2 separate regions of the Homo sapiens genome follow, and region 1 is linked to region 2. Evidence: read pairs that join two places in POLR2A ChIA-PET (ENCODE). Cell type or tissue: Panc1. All regions are shown on one strand. Each heading gives the region's core, and the rest is flanking DNA. Links, peaks and the distances in the headings are about the cores only.

Region 1 (8,014 bases), core at 1,796-4,295, 200 kb before region 2:
TGCCACAGGCAAAACGAGAGAACAGAGCTAATCTAGTGTTCAGCTACGGCAAATTGTAAAAGATTAAACTGACATGTTAAAAGGCCAAGGTTACTGGATTAAAAAGGAAACAGTAAGCTGTTGGTTGTTCATGAGATACTCAAATAATATAACCCAAAAAAGAATCTGAAGTTAAAAAGAGCAAAAGTAGACATCAAGCAAATATTAACAAAGGAAAGACCAATTAGAATTAAGGAAAAAGCATAAATAGGCATAACGAGGAACAATGTATCATAAAAGGACACATTCACCAAGAATAACAAATATATATTTGTATGTACCTAAAAACAGTCTCAAAATATGAAATGCAAAGACAGAATTCCACTCCAGTAAGATATGCAAGAAAAAGATGAAAATTGGAAAAGATAAAGCTGCCCTTATTAATTTTTATGGCAAATTTAAGAGAACCCCCAAAACAATTACAGTTTAGCAACGCTGCTGGACTCAAGACCAAAAAAATTAGATCAACAGCAGTCCTCATCAGATAACTGATTAGTAAATGTAATTTAAAAAATTCATTCACAACAATTTTAACAGCAATCTAGAAATACAGTCATGTGCAGCTTAATGATGTGGGCATGTTCTGAGAAACATGTTGTTAGGTGATTTCGTCATGTAAACATTACAGAATGTACTTACAGAAACCTACACAGTATAGCCTACTACACACCTAAGCTATATACTGTTGCTCCCAGGCTACAAACTTGTATAGTATGTTACCATAATGAATACTATAGGCAATGGTACTATAATGGTATTTATGTATCTAAACATAGAAAAGGTAATGCATTGAGCTAAGACTTTTTTTTTTTTTTTTTTTTTAGCCCGAGTCTCACTCCATTGCCTAGGCTGCAGAGCAGTGGCGTGATCCAGGCTCACGGCTACCTCCGCCCCCCGGGTTCAAGAGATTTCTTGCCTCAGCCTCCCAAGTAGCTGAGATGACCGGCACCTGCCAACACACCCAGCTAATTTTTGTATTTTTAGTAGAGACAGGGTTTCACCATGTTGCCCAGGCTGGTCTCAAACTCCTGGCCTCAAGTGATCCACCTGCCTCAGCCTCCCAAAGTGCTGGGATTACAGGTGTGAGCTACTACACCCAGTGCGCTAAGCCATTTCAATGATTACAACATCACTTACGCAACAGAATTTTCAGCTCCATTATAATCTTATGGGGCCACCATCGTATATGCAATCTGTCATTGACCCAAAGGTCATTATGCAGCACGTGACTGTAAAGTAAAAGGCTAGGCAGGATCTTTATGAAGCAAAATACACTTGTGAAAGACACAAGAAAACAGTGAACAAATGGAAGGATATTACATAATGTTCATGACTGAAAAGACTATCACAAAGATGGTACTTCTCAAGTTACCCTATAATAATTTTTAATGCAATTTCAATCAAGATCCCAAAGGTGTTTTTCATGGAACTTAACAAATTAATTTTAAAAAATTAATATGAAGAACAATGCCAAAAATAGCAAAAAAATACTTTTGCAGAACAAAATGGGGGAACATATATTAAAGCTACAATAAATTATAGCTTGGAATATGTGAGAAAGAATTAACAAAAAGACTGTGGAACAAAAGAGTACAGTGTCTCCTTATCTAGTTTCATTTTCCATGGTTTCTGATATCTGTGATCAACCACAACCTACAAATATCGAGATATGTTGAGAGAGAGATGGAGACCACACTCACATAACTTACTATAGTATACTGGTATAATTGCTCTATTTTATTATTTATTATTGTTAATCTCTTACTGTTCCTAATTTATAAATTATCCTTTAGGTTTGTATGTATAAGAAAAAACATACTACGGTTTCAGGCATTCACTGGGGGCTCTTGAAATGTATTCCTTGTGGCTAAGGGGGGACTACTGTAGCCCATTCATACATGGAAACTTAATTTTTTTTTTTTTTTTTGAAACAGTCTTGCTCTGTTGCCCAGGTTGGAGTGCAGTGGCGTGATCTTGGCTCACTGCAACCTCCGCCTCCTCCCGAGTTCAAGCGATTCTTCTGACTCAGCATCCTGAGTAGCTGGGATTACAGGTGTGTGCCACCACGCCCAGCTAATTTTTGTATTCTTAGTAGAGACACGGTTTCATCATGTTGGTCAGGCTGGTCTCGAACTTCCGACCTTGTGATCCGCCCACCTCAGCCTCCCAAAGTGCTGGGATTACAGGCGTGAGCCAATGCGCCCGCCCGGAAACTTAATTAAGGATAGAAGTAGCAATGAAAATTTGTACAGAAAAATATACTATTTAGTAAATTATAAGTCAGGTGTGGTGGCATGCGCCTGTACTCCCAGCTACTCAGGATGCTGAGGTTGGAGGACTGCTTGAGCCTAGGAATCTGATGGCGCCACTGCACTCTGGCCTTTGTGATAGAGCAAGACCCTGTCTTTAAAAAAAATTTTTTGGCCAGGCGCAGTGGCTCATGCCTGTAATCCCAGCACTCTGGGAGGCCGAGGTGAGTGGATCACGAGGTCAGGAGTTCAAGACCATCCTGGCCAAGATGGTGAAACCCCGTCTCTACTAAAAATACAAAAAATTAGCCAGGCGTGGTGGCGGGTGCCTGTAGTCTCAGCTACTCGTAAGGCTGAGGCAGGAGAATCACTTAAACCCGGGAGGTGGAGGTTGTAGTGAGCTGAGATCACGCCACTGCACTCCAGCCTGGGCGACAGAGCGAGACTCTGTCTCAAAATAAATAAAATTCACAAAGGTATGAAAAAATGAGAAATCTCTCCTTTTTTTTTAAACAAGAAAAGTTTAAGTTAGAAAAGTAATTTGACAATATTTAGGTAAAGCTGAAATTAAATGTGCCCTATAATAAAGCAATTCCATTGCTAGACCTCTCTGCAGCATGGCTAATATTAACAAGTGGAGACAACCTAAATGTCTACCAATGTAAAACACAAACAGATAATTTTTTTTTTTTTTGAAGACAGAGTTTCGCCATTGTTGCCCAAGCAGGAGTGCAATGGTGCGACCTCGGCTCACCACAACCTCTGCCCCCTGGGTTCAAGCTATCCTCCTGCCTCAGTCTCCCGAGTAGCTGGGACTACAGGTGCGTGCCACCATGCCCGGCTAATTTTTGTATTTTTAGTAGAAATGGGGTTTCACCATGTTGGCCAGGCTGGTCTCCAACTCCTGACCTCAGATGATCCGCCCACCTCAGCCCCTCAAAGTGCTGGGATTATAGGTGTGAGCCACCACGCCTGGCCTAAACAGATTAATTTTGACTAGAGAACTAGAATATTATCAAGAAATTGAAATGAAAAAAACTAGAGTCCCATGTATCAACTAGGATATACTCCCAAAGCATAAAATTAAGCAAAAAAGCAAGCTACAGAAGAAAAAGTTATAATCTAACATAACATTTGCATACAGTATAAAAACTTTCTGGCCGGGTGCAGTGCCTCACGCCTGTAATCTCAGCACTTTGGGAGTCCAAGGCAGGCTGATCACGAGGTCAGGAGTTCCAGACCAGCCTGGCCAACACGGTGAAACCCTGTCTCTACTAAAAATACAAAAAAAATTAGCTGGGCATGGTGAAAGGCGCCTGTAATCCCGGCTACTTGGGAGACTGAGGCAGGAGAATTGCTTGAACCTGGGAGGCGGGAAGTTGTAGTGAGCCAAGATTGCACCATTGCAATCCAGCCTGGGCAACAAGAGCAAAACTCCGTCTCCAAAAAAAAAAAAAAAAAAAAAAAAAACCAAAGAAACCAAAAACCAAAACAAAACTTTCTATATCATACTATGTATAATTTACAAATACATATATAGCTAATCAAATACATAATAACTCTTGGGAATGCTGAACACCTAATTCATGAAAGTAGTTCTCTATGGAATTAAGAACTTAGTTCACAGGAAGACTTCTAGTGTACCTTTTTAAATTTGACACAGAGTCTTGCTCTGTTGCCCAGGCTGGAGTGCAGTGGCGCAATCTCAGCTTACAGTAACCTCCGCCTCCCAGGTTCAAGCGATTCTCGTGCCTCAGCCTCCCGAGTTGCTGGCATTACAGGCACGCACCACCACATCCGGATAATTTTTTGTATTTTTAGTAAAGATGGGGTTTTGCCATGCTGCTCAGGCTGGTCTCAAACTCCTGAGCTCAGGCGATCTGCCTGCCTCAGCCTCCCAGAGTGCTAGGATTTCAGGTGTGAGCCACTGTGCCTGGCCCTTCTACTGAATCTATAATTAACTTCTTCTTCTTTAAAATTTTCTTTCCTTTTTTTCCTTCTTGACCTGGTCAACAGATTTATCTTTATTTTTTTGAGACAGGTTCTTACTCTGTCACCCAGGCTAGAGTGCAGTGGCATGACCATAGCTCACTGCAGCCACAACCTCCTGGGCTCAAGAAATCCTCTCTCCTGAGTAGCTGAGACTACAGGTGTGTACCACTACACACGGATAATTTTTTTCATTTTTATTAGAAACAAGGTCTCACAATGTTGCCCATGCTGCTCTCAAACTCCTGGTCTCAAGCAATCCTCCTGCCTCGGCCTTCCAAAGTGCTGGGATTACAGGCATGAGCCACTACACCCAGCCTATTTATTTTCAAAAAGGCTCAAAGCAATATGGCAAAACATTAAGATTTGATAAAATTGGGTAAAAGGCTGTTCGTTTTATTAGTCTGTATCGGCATTTTGAAACTCTTCACTTTTTCTAATGAGGCTGGAGAGTATACTAATTCCTTATTGTAATCAGTGAATTGTTTTTAAATATAATCACCCATTACAGCCACACGTATAGATTTTGCCTTTTCAACAAAATTCCTCTCTGTACACATCTTCCATTATTTAAAAACGCTACAAGTGAGCATTGGTTGGACCAAATGAGTAAAAACAAGGAAGAAAACTAAAATAATCTGTACAGTGACTACCTATAGAGCTTTTTTTCTTTCTTTTAAAAAAAATTTTAAATACAGATAGGATCTATGTTGGCCAGGTTGGTCTTGAACTCCTGGTCTTAAGCAATCCTTTTGCCTTGGCCTCCCAAAGTGCTGGGATTACAAGAGTGAGCCACCGCACCAGCCTTACTTTTTTTCTAGTTCACAAAAATGCAATCATACTAATAACATGCTTCCACAGGACAACATATGCACATTTCAACATTGTATTCTGTTCATGCATACACCACCGTTCATTCAACTAAGCAATCCCCTTGCCTTAGATTTTTAACAATGCTAAATGAAGTTTCATTAAGTAAATCTTGGTACACAGCCTTCAATGTTTCTTTAGAATGCCTGAACAATTACTAGATCAAAGGCTTTAGAGACACATTTCCAAGGATGTCTCAAAATGATTTTGCCTGTGTACATCCAAACCAGTAAAGTGTGAACCCATGTCACTGTACCTCTCTCTCAATGGTGTGTATGTTCTTTAATATTTTTGAAGCATATACTGAGTGGTGTTACTAGCAACTGTTTTTTTTTTTTTTTTTTTTTTTTGAGACGGAGTCTTGCTCTGTCGCCCAGGCTGGAGTGCAGTGGTGCAATTTCGGCTCACTGCAAGCTCTGCCTCACGGGTTCACGCCATTCTCCTGTCTCAGCCTCCTCAGTAGCTGGGATTACAGGCGTCCGCCACTATGCCCGGCTAATTTTTTTGTATTTTTTAGTAGAGACGGGGTTTCACCGTGTTAGCCAGGATGGTCTTGATCTCCTGACCTTGTGATCTGCCCACCTTGGCCTCCCAAAGTGCTGGGATTACAGGCGTGAGCCACCATGCCCGGCCCTAGCAACTGTTTTGTGCTTCCGAAATCCTGGTAATTTTTTACATTGCACTGCATGTGCAAAGCTTCACTTATGAGTTTTCTGTATGGAGAACTGCTGTGGCGGGGGGTGGTCAGGGATATGAGAAGCAAAAATGGCAACAGAAGTAATGTGCCAGATCCTTGTGTTTAATGCTCTACATAAGGCAAACGATGCAGACTTCCTTAAGAAGATGATCAGACATGAATTATAAATAACAGTGTAAGACAGACTGCCAATGATCCCCAGAGATCCCAAGTCACAGGTCAAGTAAAACCTCACTACGAGTGACTCATAACTTCTTTTTCAGATGTGCCTACAATGAACCAAAAGGGAACATTCCAGCCAGGCATACTCTTACCACCTACCTTTTCATGCGCTCCTGTTCACTAGTGTCCAAAGCTCTCAGGGTTCGGGCATAAAGGACGACAATGTCACTGTGCCTGGCTTTCTTGTTGCACTAAAGAACCCAATAGGACATAATTAGAGTGGTTCTAGGAATCTGCCTGACTTAACATGTTAATGTGTCCTTACCTATGGTCCTTACCTGGGGACATTTTCGTACTTGTCCTTTAAGCCACGTGGAAATGCACCTATACCCAAAGAGATGCCCACAGCGTAATGCTGAGAGCCGGTGGTCCCCAGCATTGGTCCACTGTTCCAGACATATTGTACAAGTGTCCCCTTCTTCCTCATCCATAGAAGCAGAAGGTAGCAGAGGCTCAGACTTCTGGGGAGATGGCTAGATGGAAAGCAGAATATATTCAAATTAGAGAAAATGTAAAATCAATCTTGAAGAAGATGTGCAACTAAGAAATTAACAGAAGTGCAAAAAAAATGATACAATCAAAAGGGCTACAGAACACTTGTAACACCTATGAATCACTTGTCATTCTTTCTAGAATGCAATGTCACAAAATATAAGCTATGAAAACTATACTACTCTTAAATCTTATAAAATTCTTGGATACTTTTTCCTTCACTCAAAGGAAGAAAAGCAGCTATCCATATAAAGAATAGCAGCTATAAAATATTTAACTCATGTGTACCAGAGGGCAAAAAAAGAAAACAAAGGATACAAATGCTTACAAGAAAACACAATGGTCAATAAGTGTTTGCTTATAATTAAAGAAATGCAAATTAAAGAGACCATTTTTCATCTATCAGACTGGTATAAATTGATGTCTGATGACACCAAGCACTGTTGTGGGTAAATGAGATATGGACATGCTTATATACTGTTGCCTTAAATGTAAAGTGGCACACATTTCTGGAGCACCATTTGGCATTATCCATGAAAATTAAAACACATATATCTTTCCTTTGGCATAGCAATCTCTCTGCTAGAGATACCTCATGGATATATAGTCATGCATTGCTTGACAATGGGAATACATTCTGAGAAATGCGTCTTTAGGCGATTTCGTCATTGAATGATCCCAGAGGTACTTAAATAAACCTAGACGGTGTAAACTATTACATACTTAGACAACAAACCTGTATAGGATGTTACTGTACCAAATACTGTAGGCAACTGTAGCACAGTGGTGGGTTTCACCATGTTGGCCGGGCTGGTCCCGAACTCCTGACCTCAAGTGATCCGCCCGCCTTGGTCTCCCAAAGTGCTGGGATTATAAGTGTGAGCCACTGCGCCCAGCCTGGTATTATCATCTAATGGGACAACCATCATACATGTGGTCTGTCATAGACTGAACTATTATGCAGCCCATGATCATAGTCACAAATATTTTCTTTTTTTTTTTTTTTTTTTTTTTTTGAGACAGACTCTCGCTCTGTCGCCCAGGCTGGAGTGTAGCGGCAGAATCTCGGCTCACTGCAAGTTCCGCCTCCTGGGTTCACACCATTCTCTTGCCTCAGCCTCCTGAGTAGCTGGGACTACAGGCGCCTGCCACCAAGCCCGATTTTGTGTATTTTTAGTAGAGACGGGGTTTCACCGTGTTAGTTAGGATGGTCTCGATCTCCTGACCTCGCGATCCGTCCGCCTTGGCCTCCCAAAGTGCAGGGATTACAGACGTGAGCCACCATGCCCAGCCAGTCACAAATATATTCTAAGATAATTATATAAGATTGTTCCAAGCAGGCCAGGTGTAGTAATCACACCTACAGTCCCAGCTTATTGGGAGGCCAAGGCAGGAGGATTCCTTGAGCTCAGGAGTTTGAAACCAGACTGGACAACATAGCAAGACCTTGTCCCTG
Region 2 (8,014 bases), core at 3,239-5,738:
CACCCAGCCATTATCTAATATTCTGGGATTGTTTAGGGAAAATGTTTTTCTTCATTTCCACTGGCTTATTTTATGATCTCTACTAAGTCAGAATCACTTCACATCTTGGTTTTGTTCTCCAAAGCAGCACCGTCCAGTAGAACTTTCCAGTAGACTATTTGGAAATATTTTATATGTGTACTCTCCAGATATGGTAGCCACTGATTATTATTATTAGTTTTTGAGACAGGATCTCACTTTGTCGCCCACGCTAGAGTGCAGTGGTGCAATCACGGCTCACTGCAACCTCGACCTCCAGGGCTCAAGTGATCCTCCCACCTCAGCCTCCCAAGTAGCTAGGACTACAGGTACACGCCACCATATCTGACAAATTTTTTTGTATTTTTTTTTTTTGTAGAAATGAGGTTTTGCCACGATGCCTCGGCTGATCTTGCTCAAACTCCTGAGCTCAAGTGATCCTCCTGCCTCAGCCTCCCAAAGTGCTGTGATTATAGGCATGCAGCACTGTGCCCAGCTGACACTGATAATTAAGCACTTGAAATGTGCCTTCTGTGACTGAGAAACTGAATTTTAAATTAAATTAAATTTAACTTAATGTAATTTTGTTTGTTTTTATTTTTAGAGACAGGGTCTCTCTCTGTCACCCAGGCTGGAATGCAGTGGCACAGTCATAGCTCACTGCAGCCTCAAACTCCTAGGCTCAAGTGATCCTCCCACCTCAGCCTTCCCAGTAGCTGGGACTACAGGCATGTGCCATCATACCCATTTGACTTTTTTCATTTTTGTCTCACTTTGTTGCCTGGGCTGGTCTTGAACTCTCAGGCTCAACTGATCCTCCCACCTTGGCCTCCCAAAGTGCTGGGATTACAGGCATGGGCCACTGCGCCCGGCAAAACAGGCCATTTACCCTCTGTGGAGTCTAGACTTTCTTGCTGTCTTGTTCTTTGCCTCATTGACTTTATGCTGTATTTTCTGGGCCAGAGGAAAAAGCTACAGTGCCTTTTGTTTTGTTTTTTTGGCTTAACACAACACAAATTTGTTTATCTCAGAAGTCCAAAGTGGGTCTCTGGGGCTAAACTCAGCAGAGCTGCTTTTCTTCCAGAGGCTCTCGGGGAGAATTTGTTTTTTTGCCTGTTCCAACGTCTAGAGGCCACCCACGTTTCTTGACCTATGGCCCCTTCCTCCACCTTCCAAGCACATCACTCCAACATCGATTCCACCTTCCTATCTCCTCTCTGCTCTGATCCTCCTGCCTCCTTTTGAGACAGAGTCTCGCTCTGTCACCCAGGCTGGAGTGCAGTGGCATGATCTTGGCTCACTGCAACCTCTGCCTCCCGGGTTCAAGTGATTCTCCTGCCTCAGCCTCCCGAGTAGCTGGGACTACAGGTGCATGCCACCACGCCTGGCTAATCTGGCGACAAAGTGAGATCCTGTCTCAAAAACTAATAATTTTTTAGTAGAGACAGGGTCTCAAATGTTGACCAGGCTGGTCTGGAACTCCTGACCTCAGGTGATCTGCCCACCTTGGCCTCCCAAAGTGCTGGGATTATAGGCATGAGCCACTGCACCTGGCCTCCTGCCTCCTTCTTAGAAGGACTCTTATGATTACACTGGTCCCACTCACTTAATCCAGGATAACCTCCATTTTAAGATCCTTAATTTAATTGCATCTGCAAAGCCTTTCCTACCATGTAAGGTGACATGAATTCACAGGTTGCTGGGATGAGGCTGTGAGTATCTTTGGGTGAAGAGGGGTGCATGACTGTTGTCCAGGTGGCCTTGGACCAATTCAGTTCCTCCCTCTTTCTCACTTCCAGTTCTCAAGAACGATTGTAGAATGTGCTGAGAATGCAATACCTTCAGATAAAAAGGAACCAGTAGAACAGCCCAGGCTCTTTTTCTGTCCCTCCTAGAAAAGGATGCCCTTCACTCCTTAGCCCAGCAAGTCTCATGACTCCCGAGGTATAAAACCCAGGACAGCCTCGTTTCCAGGGTCCCTCAGCTGTGGCGCAAGTGGGTTCCATCCACCCCAGGAAGCTCTCCTGAGCCTCGGGGGACTGGCTCTCCATGAATCCTACGCTTCTGCCATCCTTTGCTGCCTATCTGTGAATAATAAAGTTGCTTTGTGGCTGGGTACAGTGGCTCATGCCTATAATCCCAGCACTTTGGGAGGCTGAGGCGGGCGGATCACTTGAGGTCAGGAGTTTGAGACCAGCCTGGCCAACATGGCAAAACCCAGTCTCTACTAAAAATATAAAAATTAGCCAGGTGGCAGGGTGGTGGCAGGTGGCTGTAATCTCAGCTACTCGGGAGGCTGAGGCAAGAGAATCGCTTGAACCCGGGAGGCAGAGGTTGCAGTGAGCTAAGATCATGCCACTGCACTCCAGCATAAGTGACAGATTGAGACTCCATCTCAAAAAAAAAAAAAAAAAAGTTGTTTTGTAAGTTGTGTGACTGTTCTGTCTCACTGGACTCACCCAAGTAGTAGAAATTGCAGCTGAAATGCAGTGGGCTAACGTGGTGCCAGTGCATAGGGAATCAGCCTTGCAGGGGGCATCGTTAAGCGTACCAGAGGAAGATTTTCTACTGTAAGCTGCGTACAACAAGGCTTTTACAAATGAAGAGAAAATAGAATTTTAATTCTGGTCCTGATTTTTTTCGCTCAGCTCTTGTTTACCAACTTGGCATCTTGTGGCCAGAGCGAGCCGGCATGGGAACTTCAGAGAGTTTGCAAAACCCCTTTAAAACTAAGCTGCATAAGTATCATTTGAAAAGGTTAGAGACAATGGGTGCTTATGGCCTCTCTTCTCTGTGAGCTTGCCAAGGCATGCCAGGTTTTACTCCTTTGGGATGTTTCCAACTACAAAGTACTTTTCCACTCCCAAGATCACACAGCCTTCCAAATGAAATATTTTTTAAAAAAATCAGAGTCTGTGAGAAAAAAGAAAGCTATTACAATCAGGAAGAGAAATAACAGTCCTTTTTAGAGCCACCCCTATACATATAATTAATGTGCCAAACTTGAATGTCATCATATAAATTCTATCTGGCATTTTCATTTTAAACAAGCATCTAGAATGTTTTTAGCCAAGCATGGTAGCATGAGTCTATATTCCGAGCTACTTGGGAGGCTGAAGTGGGAAGATCACTTGAGCCCAGGAGGTGGAGGTTGCAGTGAGCTGAGATTGTACCATTGTACTCCAGCCTGGGTAACAGAGTGAGACCCTGTCTCAAAAATAACAACATAAAATAATAACATAAAATTAATAATAAAATTTTTTTTAAAAATTAACTACTGTACAGAATTGGGCCATATATATTTTTTTTAATTAAGTCCAAACTTTACAAATTAAGCAATATATATGTGTGTGTGTATATATATATATATGTATATATATGTATATATGTATATATGTATATATATATGTATATATATGTATATATGTATATATATGTATATATATGTATATATGTATATATATGTATATATATGTATATATGTATATATGTATATATGTGTGTGTATGTATATATGTATATATGTATATATATGTATATATACGTATATATATGTATATATGTATATATATGTATATATATGTGTGTATATATATATATTGCGTTTGTGGTACACAGATGTCACAATCAATTTGTTTCATTGTAGTATTTTTGTAAACTTTTTTCCATGATCTTTCACCTATAGAGATATGAAGAAATAGAAGAGTAGAGGTAGGCAGTTGAAGGATGAACGAGACAGTCACCTGCAGATGCCCAACAGCAGCCAAGTCACACATTGTCTACTCTTGATCTAGTTAGATGGTGGAAAAGCAGTGCTGATTATAGCCCTGGCCTTTCAACTGAAAACTTGGAATGAGAGACACCTGCTTCATTTCTCAGTGGCTATTTCTTTACCTGAAAAAAATACCAACAGGGATCAGAAACTGAGCAAGGGGACACTCTTCACGTTTTGTTAGAAGTTCTGAGTTCAGTTTGTCAACACTGCAGGATGGCGGCTGATGGATGGATGCCCTCAACATAAGGAGAGCGCAGGATTCAGCTCACTCTTAACAGGCAGCAGGAAGAAACCCAAGTTGGGGGCAGGGGGAGAGTTGCTGAATTCCACCTACTGAAATCTGAAAAGCAAAATTGGTAAGAATGACGTTTGAAAGATCATTGGAATGTATGATGCACTGGGTCGAGAAATTTACAATAAACTCCAGTTTGAAGATGTGGCCTCAAGAAACACAAACTGAGAATGGATCACGCTGGTCCGCCTCCAGTTTGTTGAACCCAGGTTCCTGTGTTCCCGCTGCCTTTGGCCAGCAGCCCTGAGTCACCCTTTATCTGTCAAAGAACAGGTTTTCTTCATTCAATGAGCAAATAAACTATTGTTTCCTTGCAATTTCTTTCTTTTTTTTTTTTTTTTTTTTTTTTTTTTTGAGATGGAGTCTCGCTCTGACGCCCAGGCTGGAGTGCAGTGGCGCTATCTCGGCTCACGGCAGGCTCCGCCCCCTGGGTTCACGCCATTCTCCTGCCTCAGCCTCCGGAGTATCTGGGACTACAGGCGCCCGCCACCACGCCCGGCTAATTTTTTGTATTTTTAGTAGAGACGGGGTTTCGCCGTGTTAGCCAGGATGGTCTCGATCTCCTGACCTCGTGATCCACCCGCCTCGACCTCCCAAAGTGCTGGGATTACAGGCGTGAGCCATCGCGGCCGGCAATTTATTTCTTGGATTGTGAGGAACATTTGTCCTGTAGACTTTTCTATATTCTAGACCTTTCTGGTTGCATCCCTACACACTTCCTGTGAACTGGTGTTTACAGTACAAGCTCGAGACACTCACTCAGCTCTGCTTAAGTGGATTCATGAATTAGCAATCCTAGAAAGGCATAAGAAATAAGCATAGGCTGGGCATGGTGGCTCACGCCTATAATCCTAACACTTTGGGAGGCCGAGGCAGGAAGATCACTTGAGCTCTGGAGTTCGAGACCAGCCTGGGCAACATAGCAAGGCCCCCAAAAATAAAAATTTTAAAATTTTAAAAATAAAACACAAAAAAATAAATAAGCATATAGGTGACGAAGAAAATAAGTTTTAACACAAACTGTATCAATCCTGATGTGAAAAGTTGTGTCATCATTGTGTTTCTTTTTATATGCTTTCTTCAGTTTTCAGTGGTTTGAAACATTTCAGGCGATCTGACATACTAGAGAATTTAACATACAATTTTAATTGTAATCCTCAGGAAGCTCTAGCTATTTAAGCGTGCAATCAACGTTTAAATGCTAAAGAGTTCTGACTTTCTAAATAGATAAGTTTGATTTTCAACATCTAGAAACACTTTAAGGTTTTGATCTTACTAAAGGTACATTTTGATTAATGTATATTTGACTTATAAGACTTATCTAAATCCCTATCAAGATTTTATTCTTCAATATGTAAGGCTCTCTCTTAGGTGCCTGCAAAATTCAGATTTAAAGAAAGAGCTCAACTTTCCTATGTGAACTGCAGGGTAAGTTCTTCTTTTAGAAGAACATAGACTAATGAGTGCAGGAGTAAAAGCCTTGAAGTATCATCATTCCACAAACGCTAAGAAAGTAATGATTCTAGACCATCAGCTGCCAAAACCATCAGGTGGAAAGCCAAGGGGACACATTCACAACAGATGCATCTGGCTGAAAAAAAAAAAAAGAAAAAAAATATATATATATATAATTTTTTGAGAGACAGTCTCACTCTGTCACCCAGGCTGGAGTGCAGTGGCACAATCTTGGCTCACTGTGGCCTCTGCCTCCTGGGTTCAAGCAATTCTCCTGCCTCAGCCTCCCAAGTAGCTGGAATTACAGACATGCACCACCACACCTAGCTAATTTTTGTATTTTTAGTAGAGACAGGGTTTCACCATGTTGGTCAGGCTGGTGTCGAACTCCTGATCTCAAGGGATCCACCCGCCTCGGCCTCCCAAAGTGCGGGGATTACAGGCATAAGCCAGTGCACCCGGCCTATCTGGCTGATATTAATAAAACCTGAATCCATTCATCTTCACATCACATCACATCACAAAAAGAGGAACAGCCAGACATTCGTCTCCTGCTGGAAGTACACAATACCACCTAGAACACAGTCCTGCCAAAAAACCACTCCTGAGTGTGATCACTTCTCTAGCTTAAAGTTGTCAAATTTAGCAAATAAAAATGCAGAATGATTAAAAAAAAATACAGGGGCTAAGCGCAGGGGCTCACGCCTATAATCCCAGCACTTTGGGAGGATAAGGTGGGCATATTGCTTGAGCTTAGGAGTTCAAGACCAGCCTGGGCAACAGGCAAAACCCCTGTCTCTACAAAAAATACAAAAATTAGCCAAGCATAGTGGCATGCACCTGTAATCCCAGCTACCTGGGAGGCTGAAGTGGGAGGATCACTTGAGCTCAGGAGGTTGAGGCTGCAGTGAGCCGAGATTGCATCACTGCACTGCAGCCTGGGTGACAAAGTGAGATCCTGTCTCAAAGGAAAAAAATACAGGATGCCCAAATATTACAGGGGGCACACTTACACTAATAAAATTATTCATTGTTTAGCTGAAATTCAAATTTAGCTGGGCAGCCTGAATTTTATCTGGAAAACGTACTCTAAATCTAAACACCAGTTCACAGGAAATACATAGAGACACAGCCAGAAAAGTCTAAAATGTAGAAAACTCCGCAGGACAAATGTTCTTCAAAAAATAAATTGCAAGGAAACAATAGTTTATTTGCTCACTGAAAGAAAAAAAAATCCTATTTGTTCTTTGACAAATAAATTGCAGGAATGAAAGAGGGAGAAAAATCTATAGATTCTTTAGATTAAAAGAGACTTGGGCCAGGCACAGAGGCTCACCCCTATAATCCCAGCACGTTGGGAGGCCAAGGTGAGGTGGGCAGATCACTTGAGGTCAGGAATTCCAGACCAGCCTGGCCAATATGGCGAAACCCTGTCTCTACTTACAAAAATTAGCCTGGTGTGGTAGCATGCACCTGTAGTGTCAGCTACTCAGGAGGCTAAGGCATGAGAACTGCTTGAACCCGGGAGGCAGAGGTTGCAGTGAGCCAAGGTCACTCTACTGCACTCCAGCCTGGGCAACACCGTGAGAGGAGAGGAGAGGAAAAGAGAGGGGAGGGGAGGGTAGGAGAAGGGAGGAAAGAAAGGAAGAAAAGGAAGAAAGAAAGGAAAGAAAGGAAGGAAAGGAAAGAAAAGAAAGGAAGGAAGGAAGGGAAAAAAGAAAAGGAAGAAAAGAAAGAAAAAGAAAGAAAGAAGACTTGAGAGGTATACCAATAAATTTAATGTGTGGACTTTATTTGGACTTAATAAACATTTATGATACAATTAGAAAATTTGAAGACCAATAGAATATTTAGGAGTTATTGTTAAAAATTTTAAGTATCATGGTTGTGTTTTACAAAAGAATTTCTGTCTCTTAAAGATACACCCTGAAGTACTATGAATGAAATGATACAGTGCCTGAGATTTGCTTCAAACCAATCCTGTGGCAAGGTGGGAGGGGAAGAGAACACAGATGAAACAAGGTTAGCTGGTGCTGGTGGGCACGGTGGCTCACACCTCTAATTCCAGCTCTTTGGGAGGATTGCTGGAGCCCAGGATTTCAAGGCCAACCTGGGCAACATAGTAAGACCCCATCCCTACAAAAAAATTTAAAAATAAACCTGGCATGCTGGCACGTGCCTGCAGTCTCAGCTGCGAGGCTAATCATGCCACTGCAACCCAGCCTGGACAACAGAGTGAGACTTTGTCTCAAAAAAAAGATTAGCAGGTGTTGATAATTTCTGAAGCTGGGGGAGAAGTATGTGAGTTCACTATATTAGCCTATCTTTGCACATATGTTAAAAATTTTTAAAGTTTTTAAAAGGGGGGTTAAGAAAAACTAAGATTTAACTGTATAACTTAATAAATTGAATATTAAGACACCATCATCTGTAAGTTTGCATGCCTTCATAATTGAAATAAATGAAAATTTAAA

What was found. ChIA-PET counts read pairs that join two places held together with the same protein. Peaks named below come from ENCODE experiments on the same cell type or tissue, not always from the same donor. Only the 100,000 strongest peaks of a DNase experiment are listed, where the experiment ranks them.
Region 1: POLR2A ChIA-PET joins it to region 2 with 5 read pairs; 3 of 35 experiments call an interaction of 5 or more read pairs at or near these places.

What each region holds. Positions count from the first base shown.
Region 1 is chr16:74,638,197-74,646,210 of GRCh38, forward strand. It overlaps RFWD3 (ring finger and WD repeat domain 3), which reads right to left. Exons shown (of 13, transcript NM_018124.4): 5 at 6,345-6,539; 6 at 6,166-6,257. Among named protein-coding and RNA genes, the nearest start is that of RFWD3, 25 kb to the right of the region's middle. In Panc1, for the core only: no CTCF peak of the experiment used is centred there; no DNase peak of the experiment used is centred there.
Region 2 is chr16:74,834,480-74,842,493 of GRCh38, forward strand. No RefSeq gene overlaps it. Among named protein-coding and RNA genes, the nearest start is that of FA2H, 64 kb to the left of the region's middle. In Panc1, for the core only: no CTCF peak of the experiment used is centred there; a DNase peak (open chromatin) is centred at 4,782; H3K4me3 peaks cover 887 bases.